Regions from separate parts of the Homo sapiens genome. Here region 1 is linked to region 2. A link is an interaction called in ENCODE POLR2A ChIA-PET data of the cell type or tissue named here. Cell type or tissue: Panc1. All regions are shown on one strand. Links, peaks and the distances in the headings refer to the core of each region. The heading gives the core; the rest is flanking DNA.

Region 1 (5,550 bases), core at 388-5,387, 360 kb after region 2:
ATAAGAGAATGTTTGGAACTTATGTTGAAGAAATACACCAGAAAGAACAGCTATACAGAAGAAAAAGAGGTCCAAGAAGAGAAAAAAGATTTAAAAAAGAAAAAAGGTATAGAAATCTAGAGTGCAAAATTGAAAAGAGAAGCATAATCTTTCATCAATAATAATCATAATTAATAACTGAAATAAATAAAAATAAAAGACCTCTAGGATTATCTAGAAATGGAGTAGTGGCTTCCTCAACAAATGAAGCCAATTTCAGATAATGGAGAGTTCTGATTCTGGGCACCGAAGAGGAGAAGGACAGCTTCCACCCTGGTTTTACTTTTCCTCAGTTTCTCTGCTACCAACTCAGTGATGGACACACATTTTCACCACTGATTTCAGTGGCTTTTGGAAGTTAAGGAATACACTGCTTTAAATTGTTCTGCAATTATAAACTAATTGGAAGTAAGGGCCTGAACTTCTAGCTCACTTCATGTTGACACCTGTTTTGCATACACTTTGACTGTAACTCACCCACATAACCCTTTGACCAGCTGAAAAAATGTCATGCCCCATCACTCTTCTAGTTTCAGGAGCGAAAAAAAGAAGGTTTTTTTGGATAGTGATAGCCTTTATTTTAGCAACAAGTCCAGCCACTCTCTTCTTACAAATGAGCAGACCTCGCCCACTAAAACACGAGGAGCTGGTTTATCAGCAAGACTCAAGCCTTTCCTCGCCCCCGGACTTCAGCTGCACTGCCTGCCCTAGGACATCTAGGGCCTTGTTGAGTTCTTGCTTCCCAGCAGGCAAATTTCTGCCATTTTTCTCAGCACACCCATAAACCTTGAAATTCCTCTCTGTGCACAGCCAGAAATAATATTCATTGAGAGGCAGGCAAAGCCAGTTAGACCTGCTGGCTCTCTCACCTTGCCCTTCTTAAGGGACAAGCAGGTGGATTATATCAAGTCATGAAGGAAAATCACAAACCCTGTATTGAATTTTTTAAAAAATACCTTTTGCTTACGAACTAATTCTGCATTTGCTGCCTAAAGAAAATGTAAAGCCTTCCTTAGGCAAGACACTGCTAGTACCACAGTGAATTACAAAGTAGATAATTAAACAGTCTCTTGCTTTCACCAGCTTTCCCTAATAAGAGTCAAAAGCATACACACTGGCAAACACAAAAAGTTCTACAACTAAAGCCCCTGTTGAGACTCTGTCCATCCACGAATGTCCCTGAGTAACAGTAACAGGAATGTCCTAGGGGGCAAATTTGACTCCACACCTGCACCATTGCCTGGGGCTCATGCTTGCCAATTTTGGGTTAGCGGATCTGCTTACTCATCATCTCATTATAGCTAACACCAATGGCACATTTCAGGCACCATGGTGCCCCTGTGCTCCTCTGCTTAATTTTCCAACACTGAGACAGCAGCTTTCTTCCTCTCTATGCCCAGGTGAGAATCTGGAAGTGCAGATAATTTGCATAGACTGTCCCAGGTCAAACAGGATGGACCAAGGCAGGGAGAAACCCCGATCTCTAGGAGCCCATGCCTTCATCATGAATGTGTGTTACAGGACAGTTCACTCCTTCGTGTTGTGTAAGGACATAGAGAAAGGAGGAAGGCAAAGAATTCCAAGGGAGGAGAATTTGTAGAAAGCTGCAAGGTTTGTAGATGTTATTTTACCTTTTTGTTTCTTAAGAAAATGTTTGCCCTGTCTCAGTCTTGTAGATAGACTGCAAGCTCACGAGATAGTATGTTTATTTCTTGATACGAGAGATGATTCCGTGCTATCACATGATCCTTAAACCCTAGAGGCTCAACAGAATCAAGACTTTTTTTCACACATTCTACCTTTGCAACATGCAGAGGAGGGCCCAGCTCCATCCCTCAAGTGTTTTGTTCCACCCTCCAGAGCAGAAGGCCTTGAAGACACTGGTCAAACAGGGGTCAAATGTGCAGAGTAAACCCAGACTCATCTTAAAATTCCCCTTGGGTTCAGCCCACAAGTAGCACATGTCACTTGCATTCACAGCACATTGGCCAGAAATTGTCACATGTCCTCACCTAAGGCTCAGTGGGCTGGGAAATGGAGAGAAACGTGGCTGTTGTATAGGCAGTGAATAGACTTTTACTTGCTTACTATGGACCATGCATTCTATGGTCTTTTAAATACTAATTCATTTATTTCTCATGTCAACCTCTAAAGGGTTGCTATCAAGTCTTTTTTTTTTTTTTTTTTTTTTGAGATGGAGTCTCACTCTGTCACCAGGCTGCAATGCAGTGGTGCGATCTCAGCTCACTGCAATCTCCGACTCCCTGGTTCAAGCGATTCTCCTGCCTCAGCCTCCTGAGTAGCTGAGATTACAGGTACGTGCCACCACGCCAGCTAATTTTTTTTTTTTTTGTATTTTTAGTAGAGACAGTGTTTCACCATGTTGGCCAGGATGGTCTCGATCTCCTGACCTTGTGATCTGCCCACCTCGGCCTCCCAAAGTGCTGGATTACAGGCATGAGCCACTAGCGTTGCTATCAAATCTTAAAATGCATAAAAGACCAAGAGATGAAATTTCTTCCACATAACTGGAATGGAGAAGGGCACACCAAAGTCACGGTTCATCTGAATTAATGAGAAGCCTAAATTATAGGATCCTACAAGTCTACCAGCAGCAGCTAGGGGCACTGGGCAGATCAGGGTGACCTGCAATGGCCCCATCAATTGCACTTGAATGCGGGTGGGCCCCAGGTCTGCATTCCTCTCCTGCACCCCTCATTTGCATGCATGGCTCACAGAGTGAAGGAAACTGCTGCAGGTCACTCCCTAATTATCACAGGTTCTAAGTCAGGAGAATGTTAATGACTGTATAGGTCTTCACGGTGCCTAGGTGTTTTCCCTTCTGTTTGGTCTCAATCTAATCAATCTTAAAAGTGTTATCAGGTTACCCTATTACAGATATCAGTCATTTTGTTCACTGTTTTATTAGTTAGGAGTCTTTGTGTGCAGGCAACAGAAACAAACTTTTAGCTTAGAATGAGAGTTTGTTGTAAGGACTTGGGGTGTCTCATGGAACCAAGGAATAGGAATGCAGGGGAACTACAGGAAGAAACTGGAACCGGGGCTCTGCTTCCCATGCACATTTCTCTCTGTACGTGGCTCTCTCTCTTTTTCTTTTTCTCGTGCCCTTTCTTTCTTTCTCTCCTCTTTCCTGTCCTCTATCTGTTATCTATCATCTCTCAATCCATCCATCTATCCATCTCTCTTTCTGTCTCTCTCCATCTATCCATCTAATGTCCTATTTTGTTACTCCATATAACAGGATCTGGCAGCCTCTTAATTCCCAATTGTTTGTCTATTACAGTTCTAACCCTTCAATGATAAAGACTGAATTCCAAATCAAAGAGTGAGAGGACGATAGCCCAGCTTCGAGAAGGTGTCTGTCCCTGACCTACTCAGCCATGGCCAACCTGTGGGATGACTGCTACGGAGATGGGTGTCAGAGGCCTGTCCCTCAGATGGGGAAGGACCTCACTTTCTTTTGGTGAAAATTAAATGAAGCATCATTTGGGTAAAACCTCCACACAGTCCCTATGTTGGGGGGTGCTCTCTCAGTGTTAGATTTTCTACTTCCTACTTGACTGCCTTCTCCCGCTTCCTGTCCTTCTGTTTGTTAATCATTATTTTATAGTTACCAATACAATAACTGAAGTTTCTTGGGTGTCTTTAATTTGCTTCTAGATGGCAGACTAAGTACTAGAGGAAGACAGCAGCCATTTGGAGAACTGAGCGACATCAGCAACAAATAGGAGCAAAAGCAAATTAAATCCTTCATTTTAAAAATGTAATGATATAATTAAAACAAGGAACCATAACCAATTGTTAATAGATGCCAGAAATAGATATTTCACTCAGAGCAATATTTTTTCCCCAAAACAAACAAAGCCTTGGCTGGCAACAGTAGCATATTCCTTTTCTATCTAGACCAGTGGTTTCTGGCCAGCCTGGCCATCCTTTTGCCAGATTTCCGTTTCTTCTGCGACAGAAGCCCCTGGGATGGCAGTGCTTCCACACTCAGAGCTGAGCTCACCGTAAAGCTGTTCATCTCCAGGAGTCTGGGATCCAAATTGCTTCCTGTAACCACCAACAGCTCTACCAGAAATGACCTGGAAGCCTTTTGATTCTCTGAGTCCTGGAAAGCCCAGTGACCCTGTTGCCTCCCATCCTTGTCCACGCCTTCTGCAGATGTTCATCCTGAAGCCCTTTCCCTCGGGGTGTGACCTGCGCTTCCCAGGCTATTGACTTCCAGTCATCTAGAGTGTGTATCCCTCGGATCCGTGACCCACACTCCCATGCAATGGTGTTCCAGGCATCTGGAGTGCGTATTCCGCTCCATCTTCAGGTATAAATGGAGACCTAGACAAGGGCCACACCACTGTCTGCTCCCCTGAAGATTCCTGACCCCATCTCATGGTCAATTCTTGCAGTGAGAGCAGGAGTTTATTACCTTTGCCATTAAGGAGCAAATGTTTCTACCACTCCCTCTAAACCCCATCTTATCTGGAGTACAGAATCTATATACTTTGTAATGCATCATTTCAGCCTCGGCTTTTTTAACTCTCAAAGCTGCTCCTTTTCTTGTTTTTATATATCAAACCTTCTTTTAAACAATTAAAAATTGTAAGACAAGAATAGCCTTCACACTGAATAGAAGAAGAGGTGAAGAAGTATAGTCACTTGACAAGCCGCCATCAGCACTTCACACAATAGAGGTGACACAAGACCACAGGAGGTAATATCAATACACAAGAACTCTTCTGAAGAATTTGCAGATGGAACCACTTACAATTCCTGGGAATAAAAGGGTTGTGTCATGAAGCTTGGTGTCAGTGTGTTGTCAGGGCTAAGTCAATGGACACCAACCCAAAAAATCCTCATAGTGTATTTGCTGTTAAATAGGTTGTTCATTGGCAGGGAAAATAATGAGAACTTGGGGTGGGGACATAGCCCATTGGTCTGGCTGTCCTTGGAGGCAAGTGTAATAATGGGAGTGATTTCTCTGGGTGGCACCTCCCAGAGTGGGCTGCGTTGATCTGATTCTAAACTCATAGTCAAGTCTCCTGAATTAGAACACTCTTCCTTTCAGAAGTATAAATATTTCAAAATACACCCCCCTTTTTTTTTTTTGAGACGGAGCCTCGCTCTGTCGTCCAGGCTGGAGTGCAGTGGCGCAATCTCCACTCACTGCAAGCTCCGCCTCCGGAGTTCACGCCATTCTCCTGCCTCAGCCTCCCCAATAGCTGGGACCACAGGCGCCTGCCACCACACCCAGCTAATTTTTTTGTATTTTTAGTAGAGACGGGGTTTCACTGTGTTAGCCAGGATGGTCTCAATCTCCTGACCTCGTGATCCGCCCGCCTTGGCCTCCCAGAGTGCTGGGATTACAGGCGTGAGCCACCATGCCCGGCCAATACATCCTTTTTCACTTGAGCATTCATTTACCTTTTTTCTCATGTGCTGTATGTATTCTTCACTGATGCAGATTAGAGAGTTCATAAAAATGCATCATAG
Region 2 (5,550 bases), core at 371-5,370:
CTCTCTCCATTCCATGCCACTTTTCTCTCTGTACCCTAGCAACCCCCTTTTTGTTTCCACAGAGAGTCTCTCACTCCTTTTTCACGTGGCATTGTGCAGCTTTCTAAATATAGTCATATTCACTCGTCTCACTAGGCTACCCCAGAACTTTTAACAGATACTTACTGTATTTGGGATAGAATCCTATGTTTAATGTAGTTAATAATGCTCTGGTAGCGTGGCTGGAGTCTTCGGGGGTGGAACCTACTTATCCAGAATCACTTGATTCTGTTACCCCCACCTCCGTGTCTTCCAAATATGGAGGCCTAACGTTTTCTTGAGCACATAAAACTCTTTCCTTCTGTAGGATTGTATCCCATGTTCTCTACCCAATCTGATTGACTCCACCCCTAATTTATAATCTTGTCTAATTCTTGCTTATTCAAACTTCATGTCTGCCAGTGTGCTGGGCTTCTGATTAAAGCAGTGCTCACACACACGTTTGACATGTAGCATCGTACCAGGTGCAGAGTGGATGCTCAATAAAATTGGCTGAATAAATAAATAAATTATTTTGCTTCTTTAAAATCAAGACTGCTCTGTCTGCCTGGCCATGGTGGCTCATGCCTGTAGCCTGTAATCCCAGTTCTTTGGGAGGCTGAGGCAGGAGGATGGCTTAAAGCCAGGAGTTTAAGATGAGGCTGGAAAACACAGAGAAAGACCATATCTTAAAAAAAAAAAAAAAAAAAAAATTAGCCAGTTGTGGCATCATGCAACCACAGTCTCAGCTACTCCAGAGCCTGTGGTGGGAGGATTATTGAAGCCCAGGGGCTGGAGGCTGCAGTGAGCTGTGTTCATGCCACTGCATGCACTCTGAGATTCTCTCTAAAAATAAAAAATAAATAGAAGAGAAAAACATGAAACAAATATTGCTGTCTCTGAAGGAATAAAAAACAGGATGGGTATTTTTCATATGAATTGAAAAAGGTAGTTAGCCCTGGGAAGCTTATGGCTAATTTGAACAACGTATTGGCAAGATTGAAAGCAGTTCGATGCCACTAGAAACACACTTGAACTTTATTATTTCCTCTTTGGTTTCTTTTACCCATTCCCTTTGTTTTCTTTCTTTTGATTTTTCTGGCATTTAAAAAATTTAATCATTATAAACAGATTTGGCTCTATCTCAAGTGACTTAGATAGTTAATGAGATTTAGGTTAAATTGGCCAACAATATGATCATTCCAACTTTATAGGATTTATAACAAGTACGTCACATTCCAACTCCCAGCACAGTGAGGATTTTATAATGGCAGCATCTCCTTTTCTATTTCTAGCACTAGCTTTTTCCAGAGAGTGAGTGGCAAGTGCGGTGTGGTAGGTAGGGAACAGAAGCCATCTGTATAATATTTATGTATAGTAATGTCAGTAGACATTTTTAGTTGAATACTCATTAAAATGATGAAAATAAATTGTATACTTCTTATTAAAGAAATTTCAAAAGTACAGACTAGTTACAAAAGTGGTACAATGAACCACTGTGTATCCTTCATTGAGATGTATTAATTGTTTATTTCTCTTTCTCTCTGAATGTTGTTTTTAATTTTCTTTTCTTCCCCTTCCTCCTCCTTAATCTCCTTTTTTGTAGTATCATTCTCATTGTTTTATCATTGCCAACTCATTAGAAAGTAAGTGGCAGACATCAAATTCCTTCAACTGTGTAGACTTCATCATCAGTCTCCTAATAACAAGGCCATCGTCAAAACTATCTACAATATAAGTATCAGATTCAGAAAATATATCATAAATGCAAGTTCTCTTCAGTATTGTGTCATTCTATTTTATATAACATTCATATATAAAATAGATCTTCCCTAAATTAGTTTTCTTAAGTTTCTTTGTTCAAAATATTGAACTAATGGACTTGGGCTCATTAATCCTAAGAGTGTTGTGATACTATTTTCTACATAAGTAGTGCTCACAGTACAAAGTCCAATTTTCAGTTATCAAGAGACATTCCTTTTTCTTCTTTTCGTATAGTTAATCAATTAATTTTCAGCCTTGTTGTAAAAATTAAAAAGACAATTTATCATGATCTAATAGTATTACATATTATAAACTCCATATTCATATTTCACTAAATATCCTATTAAGGATTCAACTGAAGATGCAATCTAACATCACTATTTTTTTTAACCTACTATGCCTCCTTAACCATTTTCTGGAATACCTCCTCAATCTTTGTCTTTTATGACATGTATGTTTTTTCAGCAGTACACATCAATTGTAGTTTCAAACTGTCCCTTCATTTGTGGATTTCTGATTGCTTCCTTATGACTAGATTGAGGTTTTTGTTGCTTTATTGTTGGCAGAAATACCATGTGAGTTATGCACTCTCAGCCCACCACATCAGGAGACAAATATTTGTCCCACTCTTGGAATGTTAATTTTAATCACTGGACTATTGTCGTGCTATGGCTTGACGGTTTGGATGTATTCCCAAAGCTCATGAGTTGAAACCTTAGTCCCCGATGCAGCTGTGGAATAGGTGGGACCTTTAAGAGGTGATTAGGTCATGAGAGCTCTACCATCATGAACGGATTAATACTGCTATTGTGGGCGTGGGCTTCTGGTGAAGTTATAAGTTCACCCTCCCTTTACTCTCTGTGTCGTGTAGTCCCTTGCCCTTCCCCCTTCTGCCATAGGAACACCCTAGCCAGATGCCAGTGTCATGCTCTTAGACTCCTCAGCCTCCAGGACCATGAACCAAACAAACTTCTTTGTAAATTACTCAGATTATGGTCTTCTCTTATAGCAGCACAAAATGGATTAGGACAGATGGTATCTGTCAGATTTCTACACTGTAAACTCACCGTTTTTCTGCATCATGAATTAACAATCTTTGGAGAAATACTTTGAGGCTGTTGAAATATCCTGTTCCCATCAGACTTTGTACCAAATGGCTTTAACATTTGCTGATGACTTTGGCCTAAATCAATTATTACTATTGTGCTTGCTAAATGGTGATTTTACTGCCTCCATCATTCCTTTTACATTTATTAGTAGACATTATACCACAAGTAAGGCTTTTCATCCCCACTACCACTTTTTGAAGTTAATTTAATCCTGTATCTTGAAATCAGCATTACAAATGTTAAGCTATGGCAAAACCAGGGCAGAATATATATCTGGCATGTAATATATTGTGTGGCCCACTGGAAAGAAAACAACCAGAGTTTATTCTTTATTTTACTAATAACTTGAAAAGAATTTTTAAAAATCTCTTCATATATTTAATTTTTAGTATTTACACCTACCCAGTAAAGATTTTATACCATTTAATATCTAAGTTTTCTTTCAGTTTTAATGGTCTTTAACTCCTGGAAAAATTCATTCTGTGTTTATGTGCCCTAAAGGAGCCAAATAAATTTTTTTCTTTTCAGTCTTATTAATAGCCAAGTTGATTAATTGCAATTGGCTAAAAACTGGCAAAAAATTCCCTAACCCCATTAACTTATTTTGGATCTCATTAAACTTTTAAATTCTCTTGCTTTCCCTTTCCCTTGTCTATTTTGAGCTTGTTTTCAGCAGTGTCTCTTCTCTGGCAAGCATATTTGGAAAACGCACAGATTGAGCACCAGTGTGGGAGGAATTATACAGCTAAAAAACATCCCACGAAATGATCATGGGTATTTCAATTTGCCTGAGGATTAATTATAGCCCTATAATCCCCATATCAAGGCAGTCTGTGAGTTAGAGGCTGGGCTGAGAGAGTTGTCATCCTAGTAATGACATTTAAGGCGAGTGATTTACTAAAACACAATCTGTACCAATTTCAACCTAAATTTTAAAACAAGTCATCTAAGTACTAAGAAAAATGGTCCCAGACGCATTCCTAGCAAATTCTGTACTATAAATTGTAAGCCTATGAGAAAATGTGGTTGAAAGCTGAGGGCTGACAAAATGTATAACCTAGGGAACCATTTAGGAATGATAATTTTAACATCATTACTAATACTTCGCAAGAATCCAGAGAGCAGAATAAAACATCATTCTGGGGATAATACAAGGAATATAAAATAGTTAAGCATATATTAAAGGTTTAAAATTTTAATCCCTTAAACATCAATGTATTTGGCTGTTTCTCATGACATTGTTCAAACAATAAATTACATATGTACAAAACAATTTGTTGCTTTCATGACTGTCATTTTTTAAACTGTAAATTTTACATCAAAAAGCATTACAGACAGTTTACAATTTCACTGTGATTTTCCTAGAAATAAAATATTCAAAAAACATATGATAAATGGTCACTCTGTTTAATCTATTATCTATGTTTGATATGTATATGCATACATGTGCATAAATATATCTCTATAAATATATGAGCATAATAAATCATTTTTATTGAGTATTTCCTTGAAAGAGGTGCTGAGCACTTCACATGAATTATGATTTTATATAAATTATGCCCTTTAGTCTTTTTAATGTGTGTATGAGATATCTATGCTTGTTGTTTCATTTTGAGTCTAGGAGACCAAGTTAAAAAGTGATTAAGTAAGTTGTTCAGAGCCAGATCAAACTGTAGAACCCACTGGGATACAGGTTATTTGTGGTCAAATTTCATGGCTTTTGTTCTTAAAACTTATTTAATCAAATGGCTTCATATGGACACATTTCTTTTTTTTTTCTTCCAAGGCATACTTATACCATATATATGCAAAATATACAATTTGCATTTGTTTTTACATTTACATATATCTATATTATACACCCACAAAAAACATTATGTACATCTACATTTACTGTTTGTTTCTTCAACAGTATGAGGAGCCCAGATGGCCCATGTGGGCTGCCCTATACACAATTTGATGAAACAATGGAGATATTCTCTAGGGAAAGCCTTGTGCTCTAGGTCACTATGACCTTCAAACTCTATTAGCTCAAGCTTCTGGGAATAGGAAGGAAAACATTTCTCTGTGGTCTATTAATGTGAAAATGAGAGGGGCTGACCCTACCTCTGTCCTGTGTTTCTCAGTTCTTATTGTGACGTCACTAGCACAATATATTGCTTGTGGATTAGAGGTTCAAACAGTATTCTTTAAGACAACAACCCAAAAGCAACAAATGTTGTCTCCTAGCTGGGATTACAATGCAGCCTTCAGTAGGTCATTGTATTATTCCATCAAGCCAGCTGTTCCACAGTGACAAGATACCTGGCAATACCAATAAATTTCATGGGTGTGAGTTCCCTATTGCACTTTCTATTGCTATATAATGAGGTATGTGTTAGTAGTAATTAACAAGACTTTTCGAAAGTCGATGAATAGTAATTCTGGTAGAAATGTTGCAGAAAATAAAGGAAAATCTCTATTAACATGTGTAAAACCAAGGACTTCTCTTTTCATAATTAAAAGAGTTTGCTGTAATCAACTTGCCACCAGGTAGATGGCTAGTTCTTCATGGAATAGTGCCATAAAGGATAATTAGTAACCGTCTCTCCTTTAAAAACTGAGCCTTCAGCAGGGGCAATAACCCAACAACCTTGGTGGTAGTATTCTATTTTGTTGA

What was found. ChIA-PET counts read pairs that join two places held together with the same protein. Peaks named below come from ENCODE experiments on the same cell type or tissue, not always from the same donor. Only the 100,000 strongest peaks of a DNase experiment are listed, where the experiment ranks them.
Region 1: POLR2A ChIA-PET joins it to region 2 with 5 read pairs; 1 of 35 experiments calls an interaction of 5 or more read pairs at or near these places.

The regions. Positions count from the first base shown.
Region 1 is chr10:4,166,112-4,171,661 of GRCh38, reverse strand. All of the region lies in intron 3 of LOC105376368 (a long non-coding RNA gene), which reads right to left. Among named protein-coding and RNA genes, the nearest start is that of LINC00702, 75 kb to the left of the region's middle. In Panc1, for the core only: no CTCF peak of the experiment used is centred there; no DNase peak of the experiment used is centred there; H3K27ac peaks cover 2,197 bases.
Region 2 is chr10:4,524,706-4,530,255 of GRCh38, reverse strand. No RefSeq gene overlaps it. Among named protein-coding and RNA genes, the nearest start is that of LINC00705, 130 kb to the left of the region's middle. In Panc1, for the core only: no CTCF peak of the experiment used is centred there; no DNase peak of the experiment used is centred there; H3K27ac peaks cover 515 bases.